3 separate regions of the Homo sapiens genome follow, and regions 2 and 3 are each linked to region 1. Evidence: read pairs that join two places in POLR2A ChIA-PET (ENCODE). Cell type or tissue: Panc1. All regions are shown on one strand.

Region 1 (5,000 bases):
GAGACCAGCCTAGGCAACATTGTGAGATCCCCATCTCTACAAAAAATTAAAAAAATTAGCGGGGCATGGTGGCACATGCCTGTAGTCCTAGCTACTCAGGAGGCTGAGGTGGGAGAATTGCTTGAACCCAAGAGTTCAAGGCTGCAGTGAGCTATGATCATGCCACTGCACTCTACCTGGGCAACAGAGCAAGACCCTGTCTCTAAGCAAATAAATAAATAAAATTAGAAAAGCAAATCTGGGCCGGGCACGGTGGCTCATGCCTGTAATCCTTGCACTTTGGGAGGCCGAGGTGGGTGGATGGCCTGAGCTAGGAGTTCCCGTCTCTACTAAAATACAAAAAATTAGCCAGGCATGGTGGTGGGTGCCTGTAGTCTCAGCTACTCAGGAGGCTGAGGTGGGAGAAATGCTTGAACCTGGGAGGCGGAGGTTGCAGTGAGCCGAGATTGCTCCACTGCACTCCAACGTGGGCGACAGAGCGAGACTCCGTCTTAAAAAAAAAAAAAAAAGCAAATCTGATCATGTTACCCTGCTGCTTGGAATCCTTCAAAGATTCTCCATATATGTCATGTTTAAACCCAAATCACATAGCTTAGCCACCCAGACCCTTTGTGATCTGACCCCTGTCCAACTCTCCAGCCTCTGTTTCAGCCCTGTCTTCCGCAGTACAATCCCTATGGCCTGCCTGTCAGAACCAAAGGCGATTTCCCATCATGAGCCTGCGCATATGCTGTTGTCTCTGCTGGCAGAGTGATCCTCACCCTCCTTTACCGGTCTACTCCTGCTTGCCCTTTCTGGCTCCCATCTGCCCCACTTCCCACCAGGCCTTACTTCCAAACAGCAACACACACACCCCTCACACAGTTCCTGAGAATTCTATCTGGACGCTCTTCCTGAGATGTGTTCAGCACCCTGTTTTTGCCTTCATATACCTCACAACAGTCTTATTTGTCTGTGTTCCACTCTAAATGAGACCCACACCTCATTTATCTATCTCTAGCTCCTGGTTCAGTCCCTAACACAGAATAAGTACTTAATCATTTTTATTGAATAAAAGAATAATTGAATTGCCCATTTCCGTTTCTGGAATACACAGTGTCTCAGGACGCCCTTCTGTGAATTTCTGATCAATGAATCCTATGTTAGAAAGAATAGATGACTCTAGACCTCTCAAAAGGACTTTCAAATACAGAAAGAAGTTCAGGTCCGCCCAGGAGATTGGGCGACCAAGATACAATTAACCATGAGTCAAACACTGGCTTGTGCACTTTAGTATGTATTTTCTCATTTAATCTTCCTAACAACAGTTAAGTGTAAGTCTTGTTTTCTCCATCTTATAGATGAATACGCTGTTCAAAGCCCAAGCAGCAGGGAAGTCTTAGAGTTGGGGAACTCATTTCCAGATTTTTTTTTTTTTCAAGACAGTCTCACTCTGCCCCCAGGCTGGAATGCAATAGTGCAATCATGGCTCACTGCAGCCTTGATCTCCTGGGCTCAAGCAATCCTCCCACCTCAGTCTCCCCAATAGTTGGGACCACAGGAATGCAATCATGCCTAGCTAATTTTATTCTATTTTTTTTTTTTTTTTTTTTGTAGAGTTGGGGTCTCAACTATACTTTCCATGCTAGTCTTGAACTCCTGGCTTCAAGTGATCCTCCTGCCTTGGCTTCCCAAAATGCTGAGATTACAGGTATGAGCCATCATGCTCAGTTCATTTCCAGGTCTTTTTTTTTTTTTTTGAGACAAAGTCTTGCTCTGTCTCCCAGGCTGGAGTGCAGTGGTGTGATCTCAGCTCACCGCAACTTTTGCCTCCTGGGTTCAAGCAACTTTTCTGCCTCAGTCTCTCAAGTAGCTGGGATTACAGGCACCCACCACCAGGCCCAGCTAATTTTTTTGTATTTTTAGTACAGACAGGGTTTCACCATGTTGGCCTAGCTAGTCTTGAACTTCTGACCTCAAGTGATCCACCCGCCTCGGCCTCCCAAAGTGCTGGAATTACAGGTGTGAGCCACCACGCTCGGCCTTTTTCCAGGTCTTTATGATTCTAAATTCCTGTTCTCTTTTCATATAGCATGAATGCACAACTTCTTTTTCTTTCTCTAGGAGGATCTGGGTGAGGGGAACATTTCTGGTTTGTCTTTTGAAAGAAATAAATGCAGATTATTGAGACCTACAGGAGCCTAGGTCTGTCTGGGTTTGCAGTACAAGGTGATCCTGACCCTCCCCGACTACAGTATTTACTCATGAAGTTCAGATTCAGAGAAAGAGGTTGACCTAGAGAAGATGGAGCAAACCTGGACCAAGGAGACACTTTTGACAAGACTTTTCTATTTGGTTTAAGCCTCTACAAACCGATATCATTGTTTTTAGTACAGCATGCACTAATTGCATCGATATTTTATTTTTGGCTAGTTCATGTTGCAGATATTATTTAACAATATAAATAAATATGTCCCTTCATTTTGGATGCATTATACACATCTTTCCTGAGTTCTTGAATACAGTGATGAGCAGAATTGAACAGGTGCATTTCCATCTATGTGGCCTTAGGATTGTTTCTGCTAGAGTAGAATGAAGTTTGGTAGTTTGGTCAATGACCATAATACCACTCACCTATCCAGTCTGTCTCTCTCTGGCACATTAGCACTGCCCTTTTCCCCCAGGGAAGTCCACTTTAGTCCACTGGAATTTGTGAAACCAGCTGCACCTTGGCAAGCCCTGGCCTGGGATTAATTTGGCAGGGAGGTTATTCTGAGAAGTCTCTGACTCATAACTTTGGGGCTAACTCTGAGTACCAAGCCCCAGCCCTGCCCTCTTTTGATTTTTCTCTGTGCTGATTCATTCTGGGTTGGGACTTTATTGTCAGCAGTCATAATTGTATATGGGTGGAACTTGGTTTTTAAATATGGCAAGGAGCCAAGTCTAGGGCTTCTGCTAGCTTTGTTATTAATTGTGTCATTTTTTATTAACTGAAAAAAGGAAGAAAAGAAGGGATGATAGGAAGTAGAGAAAAAGGAAGTAAAAAAAAAAGAAATATCCCACTGACCCAAGCTGAAACCTATTCTCTTCCACCTTCTATATTTTCTCCAAGCCCTTGGAAAGACTTGTCCTGAATCTTGCTCACATGAGAAGAAGCCAAGTGCAGTAGAAAAAGTACAGCCGGGCACAGTGGCTAATGCTTGTAATCCTAGCACTTTGGGAGGCCAAAGTGGGCGGATCACCTGAGGTCAGGAGTTCGAGGCCAGCCTGGCCAACATGGTGAAACCCCATCTCTACTAAAAATACAAAAATTAGCCAGGCGTGGTGCTGCCTGCCTGTAATCCCAGCTACTCAGGAGGCAGAGGCAGGAGAATCACTTGAACCCAGGAGGTCGAGGTTACAGTGAGCAGAGATCATGCTCTCCAGCCTGGGTGACAGAGCGAGACTCTGTCTCAAAAAAAGAAAAAGAGAGAGGATAGATTTTGGGGTTAGCATATCTGAATAATTGTATGATCATAGGCAAGTTATTTAAACCTCTTTGAAACTCTGTTTCCCAATCTGTAAAACAGCAATAATATTTACTTTTAGGGTTGTCATGATGGTTAGAAATATTCTGTATAAATTGTCTGGTACATTAAAAAGCATTAATAACTTGAAAATATCATTGTTATAGCTATTTTTATTTTTATTTTTATTTTTATTTATTTATTTATTTTTGAGACGGAGTCTCCCACTGTCGCCCAGGAGCGCAGTGGTGCAATCTCAGCTCACTGCAAGCTCCACCTCCTGGGTTCAAGCCATTCTCCTGCCTCAGCCTCCCGAGTAGCTGGGACTACAGGCTCTCGCCACCATGCCCAGCTAATTTTTTGTATTTTTTTAGCAGAGACGGGGTTTCACCGCGTTAGCCAGGATGGTCTCGATCTCCTGACCTCATGATCTGCCTGCCTGGGCCTCCCAATATGCTGGGATTACAGCCGTGAGCCACCGCGCCCGGCCAATATCTGAATAATGGTATGATCATGGGCAAGTTATTTAAACCTCTTTGAACCTCTGTTTCCCAATCTGTAAAACAGCAATAATATTTACATTTAGGGTGTCATGATGGTTAGAAATATTCTATATAAGGTGTCTGGCACATTAAAAAGCATTAATAACTTGCAAATATTATTGTTATAGCTATTTTTATTAAGGGATCCTTTGAAACAGTGAGAATGTAGCCTCGCAGAATAGACTGAAAGTTTAAATTTCATTCCTCTGAAATTGTGGCAGAATGTTCTATGCTCCCTTTGAGTGGAGACTTGGGTATGTCTAAGTACAATGGTGGTTGGGTCTCAGGGACTGACTCTGGCTGTGAGAATACCCAAAACAGTCAGTATAGGAGAGGATCAAGCAATAAACAGAAGTCAGGTATTTGGGGAAGCAGTAGGAACTGGAGATAAAGAGCTCCCTTAGTGGCTGGCAACTCCCCATTTACTAACGGAATAATCTTGTAGAAGTTGCATAAATCACTGTGACTTGGTTCTCTTATCTGTGTCTATCTTTTGGGTTGCCATGAGGAACAGAGGAGATCACAGATGGAAAGTGTCTAGCACAAATTAAAGTGCTCAGTAAAGAATCATCTCACATGTGGAGAGACAAACTGAAATGTATGCAGTTGAAGTGTAGTTTGGCATAGACTTTGGAGTAATACTACCTTGTTCAGATCTGAGCTCCACTACTGTCTGTCTCACTTTCTCATCTGTGAAATGGATATAATCGCTTCCTTGTCTGTACTTATCACATACATGTGTTAGGAGGAAAAATTTTTTTTTTTTTTTTTTTGAGACGGAGTCTCACTCTGTCGCCCAGGCTGGAGTGCAGTGGCACAATCTCGGCTCACTGCAAGCTCCGCCTCCCGGGTTCACACCACTCTTCTGCCTCAGCCTCCTGAGCAGCTGGGACTACAGGCACCCACCACCACGCCTGCCTAAGTTTTTGTATTTTTAGTAGAGACGGGGTTTCTCCGTGTTAGCCAGGATGGT
Region 2 (5,000 bases), 500 kb after region 1:
CACCTCTTGCTCAGACTGACCTTCCATGGCTGTGGGCGCGCTCCCCTCTGACTGCGTCCCCTTCTCTCCCTGCATCCCCTTCTCTCCCTGCATCCTTCTGTCTTCCTGTGTGCCCTTATCTGCCTGGGCCTTCCTGTCTTCCTGTATCTTCTCACCTGCCTGTGTTGTTTCTAGCTGTGTCTCTGCCCTTCCCTGTGTCATCATGCCCTTCTGTGCACTCCTGTCTGACTGTGGCCTCTTGCTTTCTTGTGTCCCAGCATCCACCTGCGTCTTCCTATCTGCACGTGTCCTCTGGGCTGTCTGTGTTCCATCTCCCCTGGTCCTTCCATCCACTTGTATCTTCCCATCTGCCTGCACATTCTTCTTGCTTCCAGTTCTCTGGTTAGCAGATGTTCTCCCATCCTCCTGGGTTTCCATATCCATGGGTTCAATGATACCTTGACTTCCGGAAGTGCTAACCCCAATGGAGGCTACATCAGAGCTGCTGCTGGCCGACATGGTAGGAGCCGTGGTTGTCTGGCATTCCAGGACCTGAAAACAGAGGGACAAAAGCAAGGATTTAACTACATGGACATTCAGATCTCTTTCCAGTCTGGCATCCCAGTCTCCTCGGACCTCATCTACAACTGCTCTGATGGGAATCTTGCCTCCTGGTTTCTCAGGCCTGCTGGAAGTTGGGAGGCAAAGACATGTGACAAATGCCCAAAGCCCCATCCATGCCCACTCACCCTAATCTCTGATCTCAGAATCTGGACTGGGGAATATCTAGCACCCAGACCCAGCTCTGGCCCTTTCCACCTCTTCCTGAAGAAATCCTGCCTTTCCTGAAAGACCTTGCTCATGGGTTATTCCACCCCTCACCCCTACCATATGAAGGAGACTGTCCTCTCCCCAGGGCTCCCAGAGCAGTCCTTCTCCTGTGGCACTAATTGCCTTGGATAGAATTATGGGTGAAGTGAGAGAGTGCCAAAGGGTGTCCCAATAATGGCCTCAGTGACAGCATCCACCAGTAACATTGAGTGAGTGATAATAATGGATGCCATCCAAGCAGAGAGGATTAAAGTAATTCTGAATGGCATCTATGCCAGGAAATTAATGAAACATTATAATGTTACCCTTTTGAACATCTACTTGCAAAGCACTATGCTAGGCCCCTGTATATGATATTACCCCACTTACTCCTCATACAGTATGAATACTTAGGAGAATCAGCCCCATTCTAGAGATAACAATGACAAGAAGGCATGTGATCTGTCCACCGTCAGGTAGTCAGTAAGTGGCAGAGTTCAGATTCGCAGCCGGGTGTATCTCACTCCAAATCCCATGCTCTTTGTTGTTATACCATAACGCCACCTACTTTTAAAGGACTTCCTGTCAAACATGGTGGCGTACAACAGTGATTTCCCTTTTTTCCTCCAAGATATCATCAAAACCAACAAAGTAAACATGAAATAAACAAAGCAAACTCCTTTGTTAGTGAAACTGGAGGCAAATAAAACCTACAGTCTCAAAAAACAAACAAAAGGATAACAGCTGCCAAAAGCCAACAGATGCAGACACTGGGAAGCTGAGGAGGAGCAAAGTGATATGGGGAAATAAACAGGGCCACAGCTCAGCGGGAGGAGAGTGGAGCTGTTCAGCAGGTCTCAAGACGCCGGCAAAATCACGGCTACTGTAGACAAAGGTCACCCCAAGGTTATAAACCCGTAAGTCCACGTGCAACAAGAGCTGCAGGGTCATGGAGGCCTGGGTGGAAACTGGCCGAAGACACGGCAGATGAGCAGAGCAGACAAGGAGAGGAGATGGAATGGAGGCAGATCTCAGAAAACGCTGGCAGCTACACTCCTGAAGAAACCTCCGGAAAATTGCTAAGCCGAGAACATTGTGTTTTAGCATACAAAGACTAAAGGAATATTGTTCCCACAAGCCCTGCTTGAGGAAATCACCAGGGAACAAATGTAGTCAACCAAAAGATGATTGAGAAAACAACAGCAAAAGAGCTGACGGTAAGCACTGAACATATTTCACTTACATTAACATATATATTAATGCATATTAACATATAACTGTAGAAGCAAGACTAAAATCAAGTGGGGTTTAGAATGGCAAATCAGAATGTCAATGTTCTATGCCCTGACGATACAGAAACAACACAGCCAGCACGAAAGTGGAAAGGGGAAGAAACTTCCTTGACTGTGTCACCTGTAAGAGCCAGGCACCAAAGACATTACTCAAAGCTGAAAAACCAAGTAACAGAAATAGAGGATATTTACCTAAATAAAGATAATCACTTAGAAATCAAACTTTAGGCCAATATGAGATAGAAAATGAATGAAGGCCAGGCACAGTGGCTCAAACCTGTAATCTCAGCACTTTGGGAGGCCGAGGCAGGCAGATCATCTGAGGTCAGGAGTTTGAGACCACTCTGGCTAACATAGTAAAACCCCATTTCTACTAAAAATACAAAAAATTAGCCAGGCGTGGTGGTGCGCATCTGTAATCTTAGCTACTCTGAGGCTGAGGCAAGAGAATCGCTTGAACCCGGGGGCGGAGGTTGCAGTGAGCCAAGATCGTGCCAGTGGACTCCAGCTTGGGCAACAAGAGTGAAACTCTGGCTCAAAAAAAGATGAATGAAGAAAATGCAGAGAAGAAGTGAAAACACTGTATCATTTTTCATCATTAAAAATTAGTAGAAACTGAGTGAACAGATGAAATAATTAATGGTATTATATAAAACTGAAATTATAACATATAAATATTTTTAAATATCAGAACCACACACAAAATCAAAGGAATAAGATCACAAAATGAAAGACTTTTAAATATACATAATTAAAATATATGTAAATTAAGTGTAGAATTTAAAGTTACTTTACTAAATTAGGAATTTTCTGTTTTTCAAATTTTAAATTTTTAAATTTATTTTATATTTTAAAATTAGAGATGGGGTCTTGCCATGTTGGCCAGGGTAGTCTCAAACTCCTGGCCTCAAGCAATGCTCCCACCTCAGCCTCCTAAAGAGCTAGGATTATAGGTGTGAGCTACTGCACCCAGCCTAAATTCAGAATTTTGAATGAATGTTATCGATGTGGGAAACATTAGAGTTTGGCGAATATCAGGAATAAGTCTGACTGAAGGATTTTTTTTTTTTTTGAGACAGGTTCTTGCCATCTTGCCCAGACTGGCATGCAGTGGCTATTTATAGGCAAGATCATAGCCTCAACCTATTGGGCTCAAGTGATCCTCCCACCTCAGCCTCCCAAATAGCTGGGACTACAGGCTGACTGAAGAATCTTTTTTTTTTCTTTTGAGACGGAGTCTCGCTCTGTCACCCAGGCTGGAGCGCACTGGCATGATCTTGGCTGACTGGAACCTCTACCTCTCAGGTTCAAGCAATTCTCCTGCCTTAGCCTCCCGAGTAGCTGGGATTACAGGCATGTGCCACCACGCCCAGCTAATTTTTGTATTTTTTAGTAGAGATGGGGTTTCACTATGTTGGCCAGGCTGGTCTTGAACTCCTGGCCTCAAATGATCTACCCACCTCGGCCTCCAGAAGTGCTGGAATTATAGGCATGAGTCACTGCACCCGGCCTAACTGAAGAATCTTAATAAAAATGCTCTTCCAACTTCTCTGACAACCGGATATTAACAGACAAAACTGCCTTGGTGCCAAGAAACAGCAATTAGTAATATATTAGAGCCTCTTTTTTATCTTTTGATATTCTAGGATTAGAAAATGTTAATAAAGACATAAGATCTATAAATCTACAAAGAAGGTGCAGACTGTGCATACAAGACTGTTGCTGTTCACAAGACTCACGGAACTAGAACTTCTTGATTAAAGCTACCTTCACTCCTAACGCACTCTCAGCCAGATCAATCCCTCAGTTCTATTGAAACTACTTCTTCATTATCTCAATATCCATTTCCTTCATCTCCACTGCCAACTGCCTAATCGGATCTGCCAACAATTCTGTCTTGCCTGGACTACTGTAAAGCCTCCTAATTGGTATCCATGACTCTAGTCTTTGCCTCTGCTAAACTCTTTTCCTCACTGCAGCCCAAATGACCTTTCCAAAACACAAACCTGACTGAAACACTCCCCTCTTAAAAAACCTTTCAATGGCTTATCATCACTGACAGGATAAAGCCTAAAAGACCTAGCTTCAAAGAGCAAAAAGTTTAATCACACAGTAGCCCCTTCTTATTCACGGTTTCGCTTTCCGTGGTTTCAGTTAACTGTGGCCAATCTTGGTCTGAAAATATTAAATGAAAAATTCCAGAAATAAACAATTGATAAATTTTATAGGTCATTTCAAAGAGGCTGCAAAACCAAGAGCTCTTAACGCTGTGAGCAAAGATGGAAGTTCTCTCTAGGATGCCATGGCACTCGATGGTGGTATGTTTTCCTGGGGAGATATAAGACATAGGTGTTATATGACATAGTAATCTATGATTGTTGCCATGGGAGAGTTTTAAAGATTAACCAAAGTAAAAAGAAAAAACAAATTGTAAACTTTGCACTGTTCTGAGCAGCATGATAAAATCTCATGCCACCCCACCTGGGATGTGAAACAGCCCTTCGTGCAGCATAGCCACCAGGTATACACTAGGTTGCCCGTTACCCATTAAGTAGCTGTCTTGGTTACCAGATCAACTGTCCTGGTATCTCAGGGCTTGCGTGCAAGTAACCATTATTTTACTTAATAAATGGCCCCAAAGCACAAGAGTAGTGATACTGGCATATTACTATAGTTGTTCTATTTTATGATTATTGTTGTTAATCTCTTACGGTGCCTAATTTATAAACTAAACTTCATAATAGGTGTGTATGTATAGGACAAAACACAATATATATAGGGTTTGGTACTATCTGCAGTGTCAGGCATCCGCTGGGGATCTGGGAAAGTATCTTCTGTGGATAAGGGGGACTGCTGTACTCTCTTGGCCAGGGTTACAGGCATCGCACAGCCTCTACAGACGGCAATTTGGCATTATCT
Region 3 (5,000 bases), 200 kb before region 1:
TAAAATCAAAAGTATCCAAATATCAGCTTTAACAGTCATGTTCTAAAGAGGTTCTGTCGTGTGGGCATGGGGGCTCATGCCTGTAATCCAGCATTTTAGGAGGCTGAGGCAGGCAAATCACTTGAGTCCAGGAGTTTGAGATCAGCCTGGGCAACATACAAGACCTCATCTCTACACAAAATTTTCAAAAGTTAGCCAGGTGCGTTAGTTAGTGGTGGTGCGTGCCTGTAGTCTCAGCTACTGCGGAAGTTGAGGTAGGATGTCGAGGCTACAGTGAGCCATGACTGGGCCACTGCACTCCAACCTGGGCAACAGAATGAGACCTTATCTCAAAACAAACAACAAAACACAAAAAAAACCACACCTAACAAAAACGACAACAAAAGAAGCTCTATAATTTGTTGAAATGATTTCCCTGAATCAAATGTGAAATATCAGGAACAAATCACAGTACATAATAAATATAAAACGATTGTAAAAAGCTGTATTCAGTTTTTCAGAGCATTTTCATCATAAATATCTTATTTAATCTTCCAAGTAACAAGGCCAAGGTTCTGCAGATAGATAGCGTTTAGGCAAATCAACCAAGGCTTCACAGAGCTAAGGGCTGAAATGAGGGCTAAAAAATAAATTTTAAAATTAATTCCAAGCAATCTGTTTATTCTAAATCAATTTAGTGTAGTAATTTATGTGGATTAATGAGCAGAAAGAAAAGATAAAAGCAAAATGTTTCTTTAGATCACATTTTAAAATGGCACTAAGAGGTATTCGACTGAACACTCACACCTTAAACAACAAAACCACTTCAAATGCACATATTCTCTAAAAGGAAGTGTATACACAAAAATCCCAGAAGACGTTTACAGCAAAATTGTGTAGAGAATTTTTATTTACTCTGTATGTATTCTAAAACGCAAATCCAAATCTTCACTTAAGGAAAATAAAACAGGTGCTTATGGTAGAAAATGTCTTCGACTGGAAATGGCGGCTTCTTCTGAAGAGCTTTCTGAGGAGGTGACCTAACAACTGACCTGAGTGGTATGAAAGAGCCAGCATGCAGAGTTAGGGAACAAGAACATCAGGCAATGTGTACAGCAAGTACAAAGATCCTGAGGTGGCAATGAGCTGGCCAGGGAGGTTACAGCCAGTGTAGCTGTGCAGACAGAGCTATGGGAATGAGAAAAATGTTATGAAATGAAGTCTCAAGAGTTGCACCAGGTTCAGATTTCACAGAGCTTTGTGAGTCCTGGTAGGAACTAGGATTTTATTCTTGGAGGGGTGAGAAAACACTAGGGGGAGGAAGGCAAAAATGACAAAACAAAAGAAGGATGCTAACAATATTTACTACAGTCATGTGCCACTTAGCCATGTTTCAGTCTATGATAGACCATATATGGAATGATGGTCCAGTAAGATTATAATGCAGCTGGAAAATTCCTATCACTCAATGATGTTACGGCTGTCATAATGTTGTAATGCACTGCATATCTGCAGTGATACTGGTGAAAGCAAACCTACTGTGCTGCCAGTCATATAAAAGTATAGCACATAAAATTATGTACGGTACATATTTGATAGCGATAATAAAATGACTATGTTGTTGGTTTATTATTTACTTTTAATCCTCACAAAAACTCTGAGGCAGGTATCAGTGTATTTCCATGTTGCATGTGTGGAAACTGAGACTTAATGAATAATTTCCCCAAGAATTCACAGCTGTAAGTGAAACGGCCACAATCTGTACTCAGAGCTAACTCTAAAACTTATGTGCCTCCTTCCACTACCCACAACGAAACCTACCTCTAAAAAAGTTTCAAACCACATTCAAATTATACTAACTGGATGTCTGATGTAATATTTATCAGAAGCTAATAAAGTATATTAGGGTTTTTGTTATAAGTTTTATAAAATCCATAGCAAGTTTTTCAAATGCAAAATAACACAAATTAGAAGCCATTTCTCAGAGATAAGGTTACAGCATCCAAACCAAGTGTCCACAGTTTATGTATATGATACAACAAAATTCAATAAGCCCAGGATGAGTTTCAACTAATTTTCTAGCATTCTACCTGCCATGCAATAATCAACAACCAATCAGTCTCTGCCTTCTTACCTTGCCTAGCATGCGCAAGAAAACAATGGGGTTTTATGCTAACATACATAGAAAACCCAGTCAAATTAACTTAACTGCAGAGAAGAACACTTTTCTGATCCTAACAACACAAGTCCTTCAGGGAAGTTCAATGATGCTTCAGGTTGAGTTACAGCAAAAAGCCAGAGAAAATGTCAGAGAATAAACAATGAAGATTAACAAAGCATTGGTCTGGAAGCTGATACTCACACATGGCTGCCCAAGCACCCCGAATATCGCAAGCCCATCCTCTTTTAGTTTTGGCTTCATACTACAGCTTTAAAAATAGAGGAAAGCAGCCTGGTTACCCCTCCTAAAGGCGTGTTTCGCTCCAAGTTTACTTCTGACAAGGAACTGCAGCATCTAGTTCCTTTTCTGAGGGCTATTGCAATATCTTCTCAAAACCACATCACCATAATAGTGTCCAACCTTAATGAGTTCTACAAACCCAACCACAACTCTACTCAAATGGAGCTGGAGAAGCTAAATGCCAGAAAGGGGTAGGGGGTGGGGGGTAGCTAATCCACCTCAAAATGATGTATTTTAGCTATCCGTAGGGAACTCGCTGCTAGGCTAGTTATGGTCAGATATGCAATCCTGCATACCCAGGGCCACAAGATATTTTAGCACTGAAACTTAGTTTTCCTCTTTTCCTTCCTTTTTTTGGGGGGGAGGGAACATAGAACTGCCACTCTCGCCTTAATAATTAGCATAAGGAGAGTGCAAAGAAAAAGAAGGCACATCCTTGAAGCAACTACTGTCTATGAGTAATTTGCTCTAAATTTTGTGCTTTTAAACAAAAAAAGTTTTATAAGGTAATTGTTAGAGCATAAGCTGGAAAGTCAGACAGAGTTGGTTTGATTCCTTACTCTCACCTTACCATCTTTGTGATCTTGGACTACTTAAATTTCTCTGCGCTTCAATTTCCTCATCTGTAAAGTGAAAATACTAAATCTGTCATGAGGATTAAATGAATGTGAATTCAAAATGTTAGCTGTCTGGACACCCGAAACGATTGATATATTGTGACTGTGTGGTATGCTAGAGGGCTGGTATAATTCTAATGAACCAAAAAAGAAGGCAACTTCTGAGTATTAGACTTAAAAAAAAAAGAAAAAAAAGTAAGGGAAGCCTGCTTGTGGGGTAAGTGTCAAGCAACTACCCCTACAACACCTACCACAATTTACCCTCCAAAATTCTGTAAGGAAAATGGGGCTTGGTTTCCCCACTAGGTTAAGAGATAGTTACAATTGTGGGGTGAGGCTGACTAGGAAACAGTAAGTCAGAAACTGAATGGTGGTTAAAAGAGATATCATATTCATACGCACCTGAAATATTTCCAATGAATTGTCCTTCCTAGCTCTCCAAATAAAGAGATATCTAAGCTCCTAAGAACTTTATAAACATGTTCTTGTTTAATCCTAACAGATCTATGAGGTACATATTATTTTTCCCTATTTTGTAGATGAAGAAACTGAGGCCTATAAGAGATGTTAAACAATAGGGACACACCAAGTTCAGCTTTGCCATTTTTAAGGCCAAAGAGATGGATGCCTGCTGAACAAGGATTAAGTGATTACAGGGCTACCATCACTATCAGTGAGGCAGCACCACCAATACAAGAAATACTATTAAAATAAAGAGTACTATGTAAGCATTCTCTACATAATCTAAACCAGCGGTCCCCAGCATTTTTCGCACCAAGGACCAGTTTCACGGAAGGCAATTTTTCCACAGATGAGGGGGCGGGGTATGGAATGGTTCTGGGATGAAACTGTTCCACCTCAGATCATCAGGCATTAGATTCTCATAAGAAGCATGCAACCTAGATCCCTCACATATGCAGTTCACGATACGGTTTCCACTCCTATGAGAATCTAATGTCACCACTGACTGGACAGTAGGCAAGCTCAGGTGGTAATGCTCGCTCGCCCGCCTGACACTCACCTCTTGCTGTGCAACCTGGGTCCTAACAGTCCATGGACCAGTACCAGTCTGTAGCCTAGGCGGTGGGGACCCCTGATTTAAAGTACAAATCTCCTTATGTGCTTTTTATGCAGAAATTCTATTGGCCAGTTAAAGCATAAAATATGTACTATAAGAATAAAATGGTACAATAATCAGTGACTATAGAAACTGTTAATGTCATATGCAAAAACAACTAAAGAGTTTTCAAATGGATAAATAGTTTGACAGTTAAAATGAATATTAAGAGATAGTGCACCGGCTAGATAACCTTAGGAAGAACATTTTATCTTTATTAAGCCAACAAATATTTATTAAAATTTAAATGGTATAAGAATTACAGATGTTAGGCCAGGCACGGTGGCTCATGCCTGTAATCCCAGCACTTTGGGAGGCCGAGGCAGGCGGATCACCTGAGGTCAGGAGTTCAAGACCAGCCTGGTTAATATGGTGAAACCCTGTTTCTACTAAAACTACAAAAAATTGGCTGGGCATGGTGGCGAGTGCCCGTAATCCCAGCTACTCAGGAGGCCAAGGCAGGAGAATTGTTTGCATCTGGGAGGTGGAGGTTGCAGTGAGCTGAGATCGCGCCATTGCACTCCAAATTGGGCAAAAAGAGCGAAACTCCGTCTCCAAAAAAAAAAAAAAAAAAGAATTACAGATGTTAGATTATATTAAAACTCTAGATTTAACTTTTTATTAACTAGTGTTCAGAACACTAAACATTAAATAAAACAATTTTTTAAATTGTAGATATTCCATTTAGGCCATGTGTCTTTCTAGGGTAAGTTCAATTTGAAAATCATTCACATAAGAATAAAATTAAGAGCAGAATGTCAACATTGCCATCTCCAAATTTTGTAAGAAAAAATGGCCAAAATCATGTATAAAAACTATGATAAAT

Evidence for each region. Peaks named below come from ENCODE experiments on the same cell type or tissue, not always from the same donor. Only the 100,000 strongest peaks of a DNase experiment are listed, where the experiment ranks them.
Region 2: POLR2A ChIA-PET joins it to region 1 with 8 read pairs; 2 of 35 experiments call an interaction of 5 or more read pairs at or near these places.
Region 3: POLR2A ChIA-PET joins it to region 1 with 5 read pairs; 2 of 35 experiments call an interaction of 5 or more read pairs at or near these places.

The regions. Positions count from the first base shown.
Region 1 is chr15:85,355,935-85,360,934 of GRCh38, reverse strand. No RefSeq gene overlaps it. Among named protein-coding and RNA genes, the nearest start is that of MIR7706, 22 kb to the left of the region's middle. In Panc1, no CTCF peak of the experiment used is centred here; a DNase peak (open chromatin) is centred at 2,824.
Region 2 is chr15:84,851,923-84,856,922 of GRCh38, reverse strand. ALPK3 (alpha kinase 3) reads right to left here. Exons shown (of 14, transcript NM_020778.5): 6 at 1-531. It also overlaps the pseudogene LOC124900361. Among named protein-coding and RNA genes, the nearest start is that of SLC28A1, 30 kb to the left of the region's middle. In Panc1, no CTCF peak of the experiment used is centred here; no DNase peak of the experiment used is centred here.
Region 3 is chr15:85,552,833-85,557,832 of GRCh38, reverse strand. The region is part of intron 5 of AKAP13 (A-kinase anchoring protein 13); the gene reads right to left. Among named protein-coding and RNA genes, the nearest start is that of AKAP13, 170 kb to the right of the region's middle. In Panc1, no CTCF peak of the experiment used is centred here; no DNase peak of the experiment used is centred here.